Linked DNA regions of Mus musculus: region 2 is linked to region 1. The links are chromatin loops, found by intact Hi-C in ENCODE. Cell type or tissue: heart. All regions are shown on one strand. Each heading gives the region's core, and the rest is flanking DNA. Links, peaks and the distances in the headings are about the cores only. Region 1 overlaps Gm39200 (a long non-coding RNA gene). Region 2 overlaps Arhgap10 (Rho GTPase activating protein 10).

Region 1 (6,274 bases), core at 1,181-5,180:
CACACACAAAAGAGTGCAGGTCCTCCACTCATTTTCCCCATTTTGTTCTGTTTTCCTCCTCCTCTTCCTCTCTTCCTCTTCTCTTTCTCTCTATTTTTTTTTCTTTCTTTCTTTCTTTCTTTCTTTCTTTTTTTCTTTCTCTCTTCTGTTTACTTGTTTGTTTTCTAGACAGGATTTCTCTGTGTAAGCCCTAGCTACCCTGGAACTCCCTCTGTAGACCAGGCTGGCCTCGAAGTCCGGAACAAATAGAGGCTCACCCATCCTTCTGACCATGGTGACCTGAGAATGGCTGTCTTAGTCTCCCTCTGTCTTTATAAATCTCATTCTTACTATAACCCAGAACCATGCATAGAACATAATTCACAGCCCAAGCATCCAGAACAGAATGCAGTACTCAGCTTATAACAAAGGAATTCCTTGTAAGCATCCTGGGGTTGTCATGGAATTGAGGACAAGAAATGAGAACTCAAAGACGACCCAGGTCTCATGGGTGCCTCGTCTCCCCTGCTTTCTGCTCCCTTACTCATCTCCCTAGAAACTCCCTGTCTCACTGCAGAGGACACTGCTGGCGACTCCCAGTCTCTACCTCAGTGGCTCCTTCAGCTACAGTGCATAGAGAGAGACTCCTAGCTCTGTCTCTTGGTGCCTGGTCCAGGAAATCCTGAGAAGAGGACTCGGTGAGCAGGCTTTTGGGTTGCCCACGTTTACTCCTGTGGTTCCATCTGGATGAGAAAGAGGGGAGCAGTTTTAGAAGACAGTAGGGTGGAGAGCAAAGACCCCACTATGTGAGCAAGATCATTGAGTTATCAGTACTTAGAATATAACAACTGTCCTAAAGCCGGCACTGAACGCTTATCTCAGCCTTTCAAGATTGCTGCTTTACCTGCTCCCATTTTACAGAGAAGAAAATAGAGTCAAAGACATATCTCCCCTAAAGCCCTAGACCTATCAATTACTAATCTTGGCCTGTCACCTGAGGTTTCCAATATACTCTATTGGTTCTGTTTGCCAGTTAGTGAGCTTCCCAAGAACACTATATTTCATAATTTCAAAGACATTTTGGGGCTGAGGAGATGGCCTAGTGGGTAAACTATGTGATGCTCAAACTGAAGACCTGAGTTTCAACCCCAGGAACCCAGACACAGTAGTATGCACTTTTGATACCAGTACTACACCAAGACATGAGACAGAAATAGGAGATGCCCCAGAAGGTCCCAGAGCATCAAGCCTGTTGCATATATCATATAAAAAGAGATTGAAACATGGTGGATGGTGGAAATGAGCAACATACTACCAATAACCATAGAGGAGTCCCCGGATCTCACCAGGCTCAGCTTGGATGAGCGAATTTATGTGAAGGTGAGAAACCGACTGAGAGCTCTGGGGCAGGCTGCGTGCCTATTATCACCATTTAAATATGATCCCGGGAGATGCGGGTGAAGCTGTGACAATGACAGAGACTGATGAAGGCCATATGAAGAGATAGATAAAGCCACAAAATGGAGCATCCCCATGCTTTGACAGGGGAGATGGTGTTGGAGATGAAGATGGAGTCACCCTTCCATGGAGAATTGGCTGAGACAGGAGATGGGTCCTGTGTAGGAAAGTGGAGTCTCTGTCTCTTGACATGTGCAAGATGCTCACAGAGATGATCTCGGTGCAGGATGCTCGCAGCGATGCTCACGCACACTCTGATCCCTACACCCTCAAAGAAGTGCATTTGCAAGTGCCTTGCAAGCTCTCCCTAAATGACATGCTCCCTTCCTCCAGCCACTGTGATGACCTTGCTCTCTGCAGAAGTTGTTTTTCCCATTGTTCTTGCAGATACTCCCAGGTTGTTTTTCTATAAATTAAATTTGATGTTTTCTTTAGAAAAGAAAAAGAAAACAAGAGACACTACCTCAAACAAAGTGGAAGGCAGTGATTGGCAGCAGACATTGTCTTCTGACCTCCACATGTGTGCTGTGATATGCGTGTACCTGACAGAGAGTGGGGGGGGGAGATAGGGAGGGAGGGAGGGAGGGGGTAAGGGGCGACAGGGAGGGAGAGAGAGAGAGGATTAAAAATAGTTTTGTTTTTAGAAGGTAATTATCCACAAGACACACATACTGAGCATGCTCATATAAATCACCATGCCAAGCATAATGAATTGAATTGGGTTTGCCTGACACAGCTCCAGTCTGTTAAAAGCTGATTCATTGGGTAGATTATAGATGTAAAATATAAACAACCATTATGCTAGCTTGCTCTAATCACTAAAATTTTGAGTCACAAAAGTGTCATGAAGGAGTCAGAAGGTAAAGAAGAGGATTTTATCTAATAACTATTCTTTTAATCATTTGTTCACTTGACACTGAGAATCATGTTCAATACTTGAAGAATAAAGGAGAGGTTTAAATCCTGGATAAGAGAGTGAGAACCATAATCCTATGTGCACAGGTGGCCACACACACCCACACATGCACACACACACAACACACACAAGCACAAAACCATTAAGTTTCCAAACCTTAAGACAATCTGAATACAAAAATTACAACCTCTTCCTAAAGTCGAAATTCTCTAAATCGTGAATAAAGACAATATGTAAACAATGCAATATATAGAAATTCCCCAAATCCTGAATAAAGACAATATATAAATAATGCAATATGAAATAATATAACAGCTCACAATTAGGAAACTAGAGATGAACTATTATTGGAAAGAAACTAGGCCACCAAACTTTTTTGGGCATTACACATTCTTGCACAGAAGTCTATGACATATTATCAAGATCAAAATTTGCTCGCACTCTGCCTTGATTCACCTCTTCCATAGAAATACGTGTGGCACAGATGCACCCTTGCCTCATAGCCAATGCGGTCTGCTCAGGGTTACTGTAAACTTCAGATCTATACATTGTCACTCATGTGTGCTTTCCAGAGGCACACAGCCCTGACTTCACGACATCTGTCATACTGTATCACACTTTTTTAAAGTGCAGTGACAGTACAGCTGAAATTCTGATGTAATGAATTTGAATGGGTCAGCAGCTCCCTTCCAGTGACTTTTAACTCATTTTTGAGGCAGACATTTCTATGCAAGGTGACCAACTATGCAAAGCTGAGCCTATCGATGGAAGGCCTCAGTGTCGATGGCCATTCAGTTCAATAAAGCCAAGCTGATGAGAACCAGTCATGAAGATGGCTGAAATAATTGGCGAGTCTGTGCCAGGCACAAATGAGGGCATACTCAAACATCAGAACAGATGGTATTCTCTCTGGGTAAATTGGGAATGGGGACTGCGGTGCCTCAACCAACTTCAGAAGACACTAGCAAGTAAAATGCAAATCAATGTTTATCCATGTGTGCAATAAAAACATATAATACAGTGTGGTATAAGGGTGGACAGAGGTCTGTCCCAAACACCTGATTTCTAGTTCATTCATTTTCAGAATAATCATTTTAAAGAAGTTGGCCAGCAACGGAAGCAGTGGGGAGTTGGAATATTTTTGATTGAGGATTGTTTATAACTCTTGGCTTTCCTGGGCAGGGTTGATTCCTTCTATTTAACAAGCTGAGCCCAGCCTCCCCTTCTTGGCCATGCTCCAAGCCCAGTGAAGCTGGCTTTGGCTTCTACTGGATCTCACCAGTAGAGGGCAAGAATGGTTGGAAAGGAGGGGAAGACAAACTGTTTCCACTCCCCTGGGGGTGTGTCCATGAACAGTCAAAGCTCTGTTCAGATGACCTTACACACAGCCCAACACCATATCCTAGCAATGCGTTACAGACCTGTCCCAAATGGCTTCTGTGATCCTTGCTAACATCCTTTGTAAACAGTACTGACACTGAACTCTTCACCTGATTTAATTTAGCATGTGTGTTTTTTTGCTGGAATTCTGAATACATTAGTCAGAAATCATGTTTAGGATTATGTGGCAATTAGTGTTCATTCAAAAACAATTATTTGACAATAACACTAAGTGTGACTATTTCTCTTTATCCTGATAATGTTTCCTTGACAAGCCTGAGGTGACTGTACCTTTGATAATATTTCTCAAATCTCCTTTAAGGTTATATGGCCTCACTTTTTTAAAGATGATTCTGGTTTATTGCTGTCTTGAGGAGGGGAGAGCAAGCAATCAACTTTGCCACATTGGCTCAAGTTGGTCCTCTATCCTCCAACTGATGTGTTTGTGTGTGAGAGAGGGGGGGGGAGAGAGAGAGAGACAGAGAGAAACAGAGAGAGACAGAGAGACAGAGACAGAGAGACAGACAGAGATGCAATTCACTCTGGTTTTCAAGTTTAATATTTTAGCTCACATATTATAAGGCTGATTGTGTAGACCCATAAATTTTAGAACCTTGGGCACTGGTCAACTACAGCAGGATGCACAGTGCACAGAAAACAGTTGATCTCATGGCCAAGAAGCAAAAGACAGAGGAAGGGGCCCAGACCTAAGAACCTATGTCCACTTCCCACCATCCTAGAGACCAAGCCTTTCGACACTCAAGCTTTTGGGAGACATTCATCACTCAAACCACTCCAGCTTGCACATAAGGCCAAACCTCACACCCTTCAATCTTCAGCCAACAATTGGTATTCCTTGCTCACTTTCCATCCTGAAGTTGGGTCCTTTTGTATCAGGCTAACTTTTACATCTGTATCCACTGCCCCTCTGGATACTTTGGGCCAGGAAATGTTGCTACTTGTTTCTGTGTTTTCCCTCTTCAGTAGTAGCTGCAATGACAGGAAATGGCCACTGAAGCAGTGTGGACACAGGGGCATTGACTTTACTAATGCTTTTCCCTGGCACCATTTGGGGAAAGTCCACACCTGTGCCCCTCTCTTCCAAGTCTCTAAATTCTTTCCTGTAGGGCTGAGGAAATGGCAGAAAAGAGCAGAGTGCTGGCTGCTTTTCCAGAGAACCTGGGTTTAGCTCCTGGTAACCACACAGCAGCTCACAACCACTCATAACTCTAGTTCCAGGGACTCTGATGTCCCTGTCTGTCCTCCATGAGCAGCAGGCACACACGCCATGCATGTACATTCATGCAGACAACACACCCACACACAGCAGAAATAAAATGAATTCTTTCCTCAATACCATGTGAAGGAAAAGTCAGTTCTTGACCACTCTGGGCGCAGAGGCACCACTTTAGTCAGCATGGCTTGCCAGAGTGAGGGGGGAGGTGCTGAGAGCTTTCAGCCATTTTCACCCTGCTGTGACTGGAAAGCCTGACAGAACTCACTGCAGGGAAGACAGACTTATTTTGGTTCATGGTTTCTGAGGGTTTCCAACAATCAGGGCACAAAAGGCACAGAACAACTTAGTTCACGGCATCAGAAGTGTGTGGTGGGGAGCACCACAGGGCAGGGCAGGAACCAGCAGCAGGTCTAACCTTCAAAGGTCTTCCTCTATGGCCTGCCTTTACCAGGGGTCTCCACAGGTCCCCAACAAATAGCACTACCAGCTAGGGAACAAACAACCAAAGCTGAGGGTTCAGATTCAAACCCATTACACCAGCAATGAAACATGTTAGGCTGAAAGTTAACACCTGCCATTCACCTCAGATTCCGTAGTCTGAACCACACAGCACAATCCCTTCTGCAAAGGACGCGTCAAAGTGCAATCTCTTGAGGAAAGAACAGGATATTTTGGGACACAGCACCTGCGGTGGTTTAAAGAAAAATGGCCCCATAGGCTCACAGGGAGTGACGCTACTGGGATGTGTGGCCTTGTTGGAGAAGGCCTTGTGTGTCACTAGGGGTGGGTTTTGAGGTCTCAGAAACTCAAAGCAGTTCTCTTCCTGCTGCCTGCCATGCAGATGTAGAGTTCTCAGCTCCCTCTCCAATGCCACGCCTGTCTGCATGCCGCCTTGCTCCCCACCATAATAATAATGAACTAAACCTCTGAAACCTAAGCCGGCCCCAATTAAATGTTTCCTTTTGTAAGAGGAGAACGTGTGTCCACGTTAGCACAAAACCTCCCAGCTCGTCCTCTGTGAGAGCCAAAGTTATGTTTTAAGTTTTAATTACTGGGCCTAAGAGACCCATAATCAAAGACGCCACTAACCTGTAAACCCTGTGCACAAGAACCGATACTTCTGGAATCGTGAAGGCTATTGGGTCTTTTTGTTGGGTTGGTTGGGTTGGTTTGCTTGTTTTTCCTGATTCCCTGGGAGCTTCACGTCATAGACCTTCACAATCCCTTCCTGATACTCTCACGTCCAGCCCCCCTTACTGTGACCTCCCCCCCACCCCAAAAAAAGTGAAAATGAAAATAAGGGG
Region 2 (6,274 bases), core at 959-4,958, 200 kb after region 1:
GTGTCATCAGTCTCAGAGATGAGTAAACTGCAAGTCCTGAGCTTGAAGAGGCGCTGAAGACGGCACTTCCAGTTTCATTTCTGTTTTGCTCTCTCTACTCTTCACAGTCGTACAGATGCCCACTTGAAAACAGCTCTCTTGTTCATCATGTAGACCCTAAAGAGCGCAGAGACTTGTAAGCCATTCTGCCCTCTTGTTGATACGAGGAGAGTAGGGCTGTTGCAGCAGCGTGCCTGGTGTTGATACGAGGAGAGTAGGGCTGTTGCAGCAGCGTGCCTGGTGTTGATACGAGGAGAGTAGGGCTGTTGCAGCATGCCTGGTGTTGGTCATTTTTGTATCTCTCCTCGAAGCTGCTGCTCCCGCCTTGTGGGTCTCAGACACAAGGACCTTCACCTCCACCCACCACCCACGTTCCTGAGTTCTAGACAGCCTCTGTACTACAACACATACTGGCTCTGGGAGAAGATTACATCCTTCTTGGTTTTTAATGCTTGTTTTCCCCCAGGAGACAAAGGATACTATTTCAGTTTAAATATCACTAAAGAAATAATATTTTAGTAATATTGCATGAGATTGATCTCCTGTCTTCTGCATGTATAGAATTACAATTGGATTATAATACACAGTTGTTTATTCATTCATTCATTCATTCAGCTTTTGCTTACTGTGTGTGCAAGCTCATTTTGTATTGTTATAAAACTCCTATGGATGGAGAGTTTATAAACAAAACAGATTTATTTAGCTCATAGTTCTGGAGAGCTGAGAGTATGACATTGGCGTCTGCTTGGCTTTGATGGGGTCCTCACTGTGGTCATGTGCTTCATGTGACAGTGTTTATGTAAGAGATTCAGGGGAGGTACCAGGCTTCTTAACACAATGTAGTCTCGTGGGAATTCGTCCACTTCCATGAGATCTTAATCCCTCCAACAGTAGTGCCTCCATGACCCCGGAGCAGGCCTCGTTTCTTGAAGATTCCATCACCCCCAAGAATGACGTGTCAGAGGCCAGGCTTTACAGGGCATATGTAGGCCATGTCCAAATCGTAACATGGCGGGAAAAGTTAGTGCATTGTAGACTCGAATCGTTCTGTGCTCCTATGTACACTTGGAATATTGTGGCGAGCTCACTGTGAGCTCGGGAATCTGGAGAGGGAATCATACAGTGGAGGGCCCAGCCGCTCTGGCTGCTCAGAACGTTCAGATGCAAGGTGCTCAGCAGAGTGAGGGCAAGTCATACCGAGGACACGTGAGGGCATGACTCTCCGCTCTGCAGGCAGTGATGCCTCATGAGCGTCACGTGAGCCAACCACTGCTTTCAACTCCACAGTTTAACTGCTCAGCGGGATTAAGGGTTTTGGCTTTGGGTTATACTGTTGGTAGGTGAATAATGAGACACAAAACGTCATGGCTTTTAGGTAGAAGCTCTTATTTTGCTCACTTGACATTTAAACTTTATGTTACTCAAAGACTTTCAATTAAAAGTACCAGACAAATACTACACTTGTTTTTATAAACTTCTGAAAATGTGTTGGAAAATATTTATCTTCTTCCAGTTTATTTTAGCCATTCGAATATTGCGCAGGCATTGGCTAACTGCTTTACCTGGCTGTGTAGCCGTTCCCCACCAGTCTCCAGACCTTTGTGCCTAGCCAAGCAGAAGCCCTGACTGGGAAGCCGTGACTTCCCCTGGGCTCCCAGCCCTACCGTCCGTCCTTCTGTCATTCTGCTGGTCTGTCGTAGCTCCCTCATGTGTAGGAGTTTCTCTTTTTATGTCTGATGTGCATTGCCTTTCATCTGAGAGCCTAAGAGTCCATCCATGTGTGCCATACCGGGATCTGCTTCCTTTTTTTTTTTTAAAGCCACGATCTTGCTGTGTAGTCCAGTCTAGCCCTGGACATGTCCTCCTGCCGTAGCTTCCCAAGTGCTGGCGTTATAGCTGTTCATGTTACCCAATATGATTTGTCCCCTTTTGTTATATTTCATCGTGTGTAGTGTGTGTGCGCCTGTGTGTGGATGCGTGCGCGTGTGTGTGTGTGTGTGTGCAGGTGGTGTCGACGGGGCTTTTGACTGTTCCAGGAAGAAGTGTTTTCCTTAATCTTCAGTCTTTGAGGGTCATCAAGCTCTTCTCTAGAGTTTGGGAAGACTTTTCTGTATGTCCTTGTAGCAGTGGCTCTGTCCTGCTGTGGCAGGAGAGTAACAATGAGTAAGACATGAGTTCTAACACAAGTTTATAAAAGCCCCGCACCACGGCCAGCACCAGGCCATTGACCTCCAGCTTGATAGCTCCCTGCCGTGGGGTCAACTCACAGTGCTTGTTTTAACACAGGCCGACCTCCAAGTGGAGCAGAACCGGCAGCATTTCTACGAGCTCTCGCTTGAATATGTGTGCAAGCTCCAGGAAATCCAAGAAAGAAAGAAGTTCGAGTTTGTGGAGCCTGTGAGTAGCAGGACACTCGTTGCTGTGGATCCTTGTGAAAACACTAAGGGAGACCTCACAGGTTGTCAAGGGTGGACACAGCTAGGGAAAGTCTAGAGAAACATCTAAACCGTTGGGAGGCCCTGTTGGCACAGCTTCCTCCTCACCCCAGTGAGGGGCACAGCCCCCCCGCCATACCGTGACCCCTGTCCCCACTCTGTTACAGGCATGGCGATAGACCTTTATGTGGGTGCTAGGGAATTTGAACTCACAACTTGTTCATAATTTTCTGTACAGACCACCTATTTACAGTTATTTAATTTCTAGTGACTTCTTTGGAACTACTTTCATTTCAGGACGTGACAGACAGGGAGGTGGTTGGGTGCTCCGGATGGCAGTGCTCTGGATGGTGGTTTTGATGCAGGCGTTGCTTGCTTCCTTCCTTGCATGCACTAACTAACGCTCCTCTCCTTTGTCATAGATGCTGTCCTTCTTTCAGGGAATGTTCACTTTCTATCATCAAGGCCACGAGCTTTCCAAAGACTTCAATCACTACAAGATGGAACTACAAATCAACATTCAGAATGTAAGGAAAGGAAAGCCTTCTGGTATTTAAAAGATGTTTGGGGTGCAGCTCTTTTTCTACTCTGGTCTCAAAATCTTATTAAGACCAGGCTGGTATACTGAGAAAGTGGGGATGTGTTGCCATCTAGTGGTCAACTTTGGTGTAACACATGGCTCTGAAGCTGATGAGGCTCCAGGAATTCTGCCCTTTGGAGGCCCTTCCTTGGCTCTCTGGGGCAAATTCTTGGGGTAAACTTGGTTATGTTAGCTCTGAGTTGTTGTGTAACAACCCGCTATCCTGGCCTTCCACCTGGCGTTCCTGACTGACCGTCAGTCATGGTTTTTCATTCCCCAGACTGGCTTATGGAATTTCTCCGTCCCTACATTTTGGGCATGCTCTCTGATGTATCTGTGTCCACAGCTGCCAGTTTTCCTTGCTGTCCTTTGTTCAACCTGATGATGAAAAATGACGTTTGGAGATTCCTACTATGATTGCTATGATTGCTTTAGGCTGAGATGGCTCAGTGGGTAAAGTGTTTGCCGTGTGACCCTGAGTTCGAATCCCAGGACCCATGCAAAGCCAATTGGCGAACTGTGCCATAATCTCAGGGGAGGAGAAAAGGACTCTCAGGGGCTCAGTTGGCCTGTGAGTGCGACACTAACAACCAGAGACACGCCTCATGTGTTCCAGTCCACTTCAACATTGTTCCGATGGTAGGGGACTTACTTTTTCTGTACGTGTGGTTTATGTGCAGGCCAGAGGCTGCTCACTTCTGTCTCTCTCAGTTGCCTCTCTCAGTTGCCTGATCTTCTGAGACACAGTCTCTCATTGAATGGGAGGCTCACCAATTGTGTGGGCTGGTTGGTTAGAGAGCTCCAGTCTCACCCGTCCCACCATCCTGTGATCTCTGCCCCTACAGTGTTACAGACATGGGGATAGATCTTTATGTAGGTGCTAGGGAATTCAAACTCACAGCTCTATATTTGCATGGCAGACATTTCTTCAGCCCACTAGAAAGTTTAATGAAATGAATTATTTTTCAGAGTAACTTGTAGGCTATAAAACAACTTGTGAAGAGAGACTAGTTGAGAAGATTATAGACTGATCCCCATTCCCAACTGGTATATAATTATAGAATTAACCTTTTTTTTTTTTCTTAGACCAGGGGTTCTCTACTTTGCTAGTGCAGTTCCTCACATTGTAGTGACCTGAAACATAAAATTATTTCCTTTGCTACTTCATAACTGTAATTGTGCTACTGTTATGAGTCCTAATGCAAATATCTGTGTTTTCTGATGGTCTTAGGCAACCCTGTGAAAGGGCCCTTTGACCCCTGGAGTGGTGGCCTATAGGCTGAGAACCGCTGTTCTAGACTTTATTTGTCAACTTCAGGGCTGACCAGATGAGAACCCCAGTTAGGCCTGATGTATGTATTATGGGACTCGTGTAAAATGAGAACAGAACCCCACATTAAAAACAATGAAGACTTTCAAGATGGTGGGTATTGATACTCAGTGTGGTGTTTCTTGCTTGTCATCCCAGTGGGAGGTGGAGGCAGGAGGATCAGGAGTTCAAGGCTATGTAGTGATTTTGAGAGCAGCCTGAGCCACATGCGATGCTCTCTCAGGCCTTCCCTCCTGTTATATCATAGGACATTAAGCCTGTCCTGAGACCCTGTGTCACAGGCCCTGTGTGACAGTACAGCCTCCTGCCAGGGAAGCCATCTCGATTTAGCCCAGGCTCTGGAATGACACAGGAACCCAGCATCTCCTGGGGCTCTGGTCAGCCGTCCTCACATTCCTTCCTTTTATAATGTACCTGTGGCAAAGAGGGACTCCAGGGACTGAGCCATGTCGAGCGAGGCATGAGATGCTGGTGAGCAAAACCCGCAGAGGGGAGATATATTTACTTATTATGCCTTGGTAATACGTGGTGAGCTGAGAGCTTGCACGGCTGACAGCAACACCCGTCCTTTATTGTGAGTAGAGTGGGCAAGGACTTTCTGGAGAGGAAACATTTTTTCCTATATATTTTGGAATTCAGAGATATGTATTCATCAGGAATTGCCCCAAATCCTCTCTCTATTCTAGCTACCTTATAAATATCCCTCAGTTTTATTCTGCTCTCTGAGGCTTCTTGGGTGTCACTCATTTGGAAGTTGTTCTTTTGCCCTCATTTTCAGGACCATGGGTGTGTGTGTGCGTGTGCCCTCACGTGTGCACGCTTGCATGTGTGTGTTGCACGTGCCTCCCCCTGGCTGCTGCTGTAGAGCACGAGTGTGAGCCCCACGCTCCTGCCTTGTCTCTGCTTTCAGCCACCTTCTCCACTTCAGCCACGCGCCATAGGCTCTCCCTCGAAAGGACCGTCATTACTTCTTTTTTTCGGCTATTCATCTTATTCTCTCTCTCTCTTTTTTTTTTCATCTTATTCTCTTGTGGTTTTTAATTTTTTTTAAATAAGGGCAGATACTGACTGTATAAAGCCACACATTTCTGAAAGAAAACCCTGGTTATATTTTATTTTTTAATACCAACCACACTGAAATGATAAAACTGAATTTTAAGGTTAGATATCTTTATGACATTATAGTTAATTTTGTCAGCTGTTTAGAATTTTATTACAGTAAAATAATTAAATTTAAAATGACTCTTATGCTCAGAAAGAGAGGTAATCTTATTTAAAAATGAAAGCAAGCTATTTCCAGCCCCATCTGGCTATGCCTTTTATATTGTAAAAATGGCTGGGCTTTCCTTAAGGGATTTGCTTTTTACCCATTTTTCTGTAATCTGGAGTAATAAATAGAAAGCAAGAAAGTAGCAAGATGGCTTTTAGAAAGAGTGTTTTTTCCCCAAAGGAAAGGAAATTGTATCAAAATGAAAGGATATTTTAGAAAGCTCGCTTTGCACTTTTGTGACGCCATCCTAGAAGTCCTGGCAGAGAAAGCAGGAGGGGTGTCGGGATTATCAGGAAGCCTCCAGGTGATAGATGAAGTAGGTAAGAGTGTGGGGTCTCCTGTTTAACTATAGAAGAATAACAACGACTCCTTTCCCTGTGCTCGTTACTGTGATAAATGACTTCCTCCACCGGGAGCAGACAGCTGTCCTAACATCTGTGACACTGGGGTGCAGGGAGGTCACTTCCTTCTCTCAGACCCTCCAGAGGACGCTTGCTCACAGACCTGTGCTGCTTAGTCTCAGATTTCACAAGTTCTTAATTGGTAAGCCTGGGATTTGGCACTACTGGCAAACCTTGTCTCTGACTCCAGGAGTCTGAGGAGTCCAGAGATTCTCATTT

The links. A loop is a pair of places that touch in the nucleus more often than their neighbours do. Peaks named below come from ENCODE experiments on the same cell type or tissue, not always from the same donor. Only the 100,000 strongest peaks of a DNase experiment are listed, where the experiment ranks them.
Region 2: a loop joins it to region 1, with 2.7 times the contacts of the local background. A loop is called at or near these places in 6 of 42 quality-filtered maps.

The regions. Positions count from the first base shown.
Region 1 is chr8:77,615,503-77,621,776 of GRCm38, reverse strand. Gm39200 (a long non-coding RNA gene) reads right to left here. Exons shown (of 3, transcript XR_878939.2): 2 at 1,901-1,979; 3 at 110-722. Among named protein-coding and RNA genes, the nearest start is that of 1700092C02Rik, 5.5 kb to the left of the region's middle. In heart, for the core only: a CTCF peak has its summit at 3,629 (motif pointing right); a DNase peak (open chromatin) is centred at 3,616.
Region 2 is chr8:77,416,799-77,423,072 of GRCm38, reverse strand. It overlaps Arhgap10 (Rho GTPase activating protein 10), which reads left to right. Exons shown (of 23, transcript NM_030113.2): 6 at 2,326-2,436; 7 at 2,897-3,001. Among named protein-coding and RNA genes, the nearest start is that of 0610038B21Rik, 97 kb to the left of the region's middle. In heart, for the core only: a CTCF peak has its summit at 3,134 (motif pointing left); a DNase peak (open chromatin) is centred at 3,192; H3K27ac peaks cover 215 bases.